Linked DNA regions of Homo sapiens: region 1 is linked to region 2. Evidence: read pairs that join two places in POLR2A ChIA-PET (ENCODE). Cell type or tissue: OCI-LY7. All regions are shown on one strand. Region 1 overlaps ITGB3 (integrin subunit beta 3). Region 2 has its middle 3.8 kb from the start of MYL4.

What was found. ChIA-PET counts read pairs that join two places held together with the same protein. Peaks named below come from ENCODE experiments on the same cell type or tissue, not always from the same donor. Only the 100,000 strongest peaks of a DNase experiment are listed, where the experiment ranks them.
Region 1: POLR2A ChIA-PET joins it to region 2 with 8 read pairs; 7 of 35 experiments call an interaction of 5 or more read pairs at or near these places.

What each region holds. Positions count from the first base shown.
Region 1 is chr17:47,311,445-47,313,944 of GRCh38, reverse strand. ITGB3 (integrin subunit beta 3) reads right to left here. Exons shown (of 15, transcript NM_000212.3): 15 at 202-2,500. The region is part of intron 2 of EFCAB13-DT (EFCAB13 divergent transcript); the gene reads left to right. Among named protein-coding and RNA genes, the nearest start is that of EFCAB13-DT, 11 kb to the left of the region's middle. In OCI-LY7, no CTCF peak of the experiment used is centred here; no DNase peak of the experiment used is centred here.
Region 2 is chr17:47,204,313-47,206,812 of GRCh38, reverse strand. It overlaps a transcript of MYL4 not described here. Among named protein-coding and RNA genes, the nearest start is that of MYL4, 3.8 kb to the left of the region's middle. RefSeq lists enhancers at 1,162-1,261, 2,052-2,101, 2,112-2,201, 2,382-2,431. In OCI-LY7, no CTCF peak of the experiment used is centred here; DNase peaks (open chromatin) are centred at 1,122, 1,692 and 2,012; H3K4me3 peaks cover 2,500 bases; H3K27ac peaks cover 2,500 bases.

The DNA of each region.
Region 1 (2,500 bases), 110 kb before region 2:
TCTCAACAACAACAACAAAAAAATCTAAAGAGAAGCTCTGGATTCTGAAGCTAGCTTCAGTACCCATAGTAGTCATCATTCTGTTACATTTGGAAACATGCTTGTTCTAAAATAATCATTTCTGAGTCAATGACACCTATTCTTTTCATCCAAAGGAAACAGAAATAACAACACAGGAAGCACTGAGCAGCCTTAGGCCAATTCTTTTTGGAAAGTACATTTAATTTACTGTTGCACAAACCCAAACAGAGAAGGTGGTTAGGAAGTGAGGAAGGCACTTAAGAAATTTCAACCACAGCCGGGGGCAGTGGCTCACGCCTGTAATCCCAGCACTTTGGGAGGCCGAGGCGGGAGGATCACGAGGTCAGGAGATCGAGACCTTCCTGGCTAACACCGTGAAACCCCGTCTCTACTAAAAATACAAAAAGAAATTAGCCGGGCGTGGTGGCAGGTGCCTGTAATCCCAGCTACTCGGGAGGCTGAGGCAGGAGAATGGCGTGAACCCGGGAGGCGAAGCTTGCAGTGAGCAGAGATCGTGCCACTGCACTCCAGCCTGGGTGATAGAGCAAGACTCTGTCTCAAAAAAAAAAAAAAAAAGAAAAGAAATTTCAACCAGGAATACTTAACAAAGAAAAAGAGGCCTTTGGACCCCATTAAAATCATGGATGACTGGCCGGGCACAGTGCTTCACACTTGTAATCCCAGCACTGTGGGAGGCCGAGGAAGGTGGATCGCCTAAGGTCAGGAGTTCGAGACCAGCCTGGCCAACATGGTGAAACCCCGTCTCTACTAAAAATACAAAAATTAGCCGGGTGTGGTGGCGGGTGCCTGTAATCCCGGCTACTGGGGAGGCTGAGGCAGGAGAATGGCTTGAACCTGAGAGGCAGAGATTGCAGTGAACTGAGATCTTGCCATTGCATTCCAGCTTGGGCAACAAGAGTGAGGCTTTGTCTCAAATTAAAAAAAAAATCATGGATGACCTGGGAATCTCAGAGAAGTAAAGAACTGACTCCTAATATGGCAACTTGTCAGGAATATTCAAAGTTTTCCGTTATTGTCCACAGATCCTGAGACTGGACATAAATTTTCTCCAAAAGAGCTAGACACAATCCCTTTGTGCCGTGTTATCTGATGCCAGAACACTGTTTAGCTGTTCACCCCACAGGCCAAAACTGCTATTTGCTACCTCATGAATGCAGCTACAGGTTATCCCCACATATTGACAAATAATATTGGTCTTCAAGACCTGTGAACTTCATTCCAGTAGCTCAGACAAGATTCCTGATTTGATTCACCTGTTAAATACATTTTCTTCCCCCTTTGATACAGTTTCTTCATATAAAACATCTTATCTAAAGAAAATGTCCCATTAACACTCTCATGGACTCTGTCTTAGTAACTGAAGATTATAATCACAGGCGTGAGCCACCACACCTGTCTTAGTAGCTGAAGGTTATAATTACAGGCATGAGCTTCCACACCTGTTCCCTGCCACTATTTCTAAGGACTTCTTGGATCCATGACTATCCCTCCCCGCCCCCTATTTATCCCTCTACCATACTGCCATTCCCTACAGTAAGGAGTAATCCATGGGTGAGACAGGGCTCAGTCATTGCCCCATATCTAATTCCAAGGCTTATTCTCAATGTTAACACAATAATACAGAATAGATATTTCAGCTACTTATGGATTCCTCTTCCCTAATATGTGGATGCAAATGTGTGCAAAGTGAAGAAAGAAATAATAACTAAATGAAGCTTAAGTGCTACATCAGGAGAGACGTAACTATTAACAAATGTTGGAAAACGGGTTTGGAGAGAGGATAGAATGAGACTTTCATTGAGAAAGGTGATATGGAATGACATCTGCTCTTGCCAAAGCCAGGTCTCTCAGATCTCCCAACTAAAAACACAAACAGTATCAATATCCCAGAGAATCTTAACCGCACATTTGATGACACAGTAAGTCCCAGCATCTTAGAATGTTGATACTGAAAGAGACCTTCAAGACTGGCTGCTAAAATCCCATCATTTCTCAAACTAGAAAACAGCTTTAAGAAGAAGAAAGTGACTTGCCTTAATTAAAGATTATTTAGCTGTAACACTGAGGCCAGAGCTCCAGTTTTCTGCTCATGGAACAAATGTTGATAAGTCTTTCTTTTTTTCTTGGGCATTTGGGGGTGGCTTTTAATGTTGGATGTATGTCAACACCAATGGAGCCACTGCTTTTCTGGGACAAAAGAACAGTCCCTCTTCCTCAGGAAAGGTCCAATGTGTCCACACATCTATCCCCATAGCCTTCTATCATGAGAGAGCCCCTCACAGATCCAGCCACTGGCCAGTGACTTGCTGTGAATGATGCCAAGTGGGAGTGTCTGTACCCTGCCCAAGTCTGTGTGGTTTCCTATGCTCTCCTTCTTTGCCATCACATAAATTTACAAATATAATGCAAGCATGTTTATATACATGTTCTTTTAAGTTAAGAAAACCTCATCATGAGA
Region 2 (2,500 bases):
CTGGGAGACCCAGGCACTAGTCCTGACTCTGCCAGCCACTTCCTCTCTCTGGGCCTCAGCTTGCTTATTTTAAAAGGAAAAACAATCAGGAGACTTTCAAACCATGTTCAACAGAATCCTGAGACTAGCAATCTTGCTATCTTGCTTTATAGGGTGACATGCTTCTGGCTGCAGGGTACATAGAAAGGCCAGACCTTGGAGCTCCTTCCACCACCATCACTTCAGTCACCACCACTCCTGTGTTTTACATACTGGAGCTCCCAGTATGTAAAACAGTATCATTTTCTAATGGTTCCATGGCTTAAAATTTTTTTAAATAATCACTGAATGACACATGCCCCCTTCCAGTTAAAACACACACGCACACACAACAAGTTAGTATTATGTTATTGTTGTAGTTATTCTACAAAGACGTATGATCCTCAGAAGAAAAAGCTGGAAGGTTGTTCTTTCCTTTTCTTCTTTTCCTTTTTTCCCCCACCCCACTCCCCTTTCTTTTCTAAATTCTAAGAAGCAAAATATCAGGTCTGCATGGGAACAGAGCTATGAGGTTAGAAAGCTGGGAAAGCCGAATGGGGCTCCGGAGACATCCAAAATCACGCAAATACTGTGGACTCTGGAGGTAGACAGTGATGGGTCTGAAGCCTGGTTTTGCCACTTTCTAATCTAGGCCTTAGTAGCCTCAGGACCTTTGAGGATAAACATTTCCTTTTCAAATTGTCATGAGATTTGTATGAAATAATGTTAAGTAAGGCACTGCAAACAACCTCTGCCATGTAGGAAACATTCGAAGATGTTCATTTCACTTTCCTTTGCCAAGCAGGTTGAAGCTAGAGGTGCATTCAGGCTTCCCAGATTTGGAACTTCCAGAGAGAGGTCCACATGAGAAAGGGACAAGGTAAGGTGACAGTGGCTAAAGGGATTTTAAGGTGTGGGATTAGGAATGAGGAAGAGGTGGAAAGGAATGGAAGCGGGGGGAAGGGCAGCAGCTGGGAACTCATGGTGTAAAATATTTGTGGCTCAGAAAGCATGTGGCAAGTCTCTAGGGCCAGGCAGCCTGTCTGACGGAGAACACTCAGAGAAGGCATGCCCAACCACCTGAAACCTTAGGCACAGGAGCCCCAGCAGGGGAGGAGACGCTCCTCAAATCAGTTTCGGATTCGTTTTCAGCAGCCCCAGTGAAAAAAGTGCCTGGCACTTCAGAAACAACTGGAGGAGAGCTGTGGTTTCAGGGAAAGAGCCATGCATGAAGAAGCAACATATCAACCCCTGGCCTTGTTTTTACTAAAATTCATGACGCCACGCTTCATTAGAGCCCAGTAACTGGAGTCCGAGCTTCCATCGTCTTATGGTCTTCATTCTGTTTCATGGCCAGTAACTTTCACCTTCAAATCTTACCAATCGAGAGCATCCTTCCCAGGGCCTATGACACAGACTTGCCCTACAATATGTGTTGGCCCATCAGAGCCAAGGAAAGAAGGAGATGTAGTAGTGTGAAGAGGCAAGTATGGCAGTGGGTACTGGCAGCCAAACAACTTTCTCTGGGAAGCATCTGGTGGTTTCTGAGCCAGAGTTGCTGAGGCTCACCCAAATGCTCCCATGAGGGACTTCCAATTCAGCAGATTGAAAACACAAGACAGAATTTAGCACCAACCGGTTTACATCAGATGTCAAATTCGGACACAAATGCACAAAGGAGAAGTGACATCAGCCCTCATTTGGGCTGAGCTCGCAAACACTCACTCCTCCTCCTCCCTTCATCTCTAACCACACAGAGCCTGTCTGTGTCCTGCTCAGAGAGGTCCATTAGAGTCTCCTGCCTGGGATCAAATGCTGCTGACAGCTAGCCTGGCTGTTAATGCCTTGTTCCTGTCACCCTCTCTCTCTCTTCTCTGACCAATGTCTCATAAGCCTGGACATCACAGGGCAATGCCCTGGCCAACACTTTGTCAATCGTCCCCATAGAGAGTACTGGGTAATTTGGGTTTCACTGCAAGGCAGAGGTTAAGAAGGCTGACTCATGAATCAGACTGCCTGGTTTAGAGTCCTGGCTTAGTTAGTTAACTTTTTTTTTTTTTTTTCGAGACAGGGTCTCACTTTGTCACTCAGGCTGGAGTGCAGTGGTGAAACATAGTTCATTGCAGCCTCCATTTCCCTGGTTCAAGTGATTCTCCCGCCTCAGTCTCCCAAGTAGCTGGGACTACAGGTGCACCCTACCACACCTGGCTACTTTTTAACTTCTTCATGCCTCAGTTTTCTCATCTGTAAAATGTGGCTGTTATAACTACAAGGTAGTTGTGAAGATTAAATGAGTTAATACAGGTGGCACATGTAGAATAAAGTGTCTAGCACAAAGCAACTACTCAAGATCTTTAAGCTTGGATCCTGATGGAACTACTGTGACCATGGCTCCCTATCCCAAGATCACCCGCAGAAGAGTTACAAAGAGAAAATATCAAGAAATGAAGAAAAACTCGAGAAACCCCTTGGGTGAAGGAGA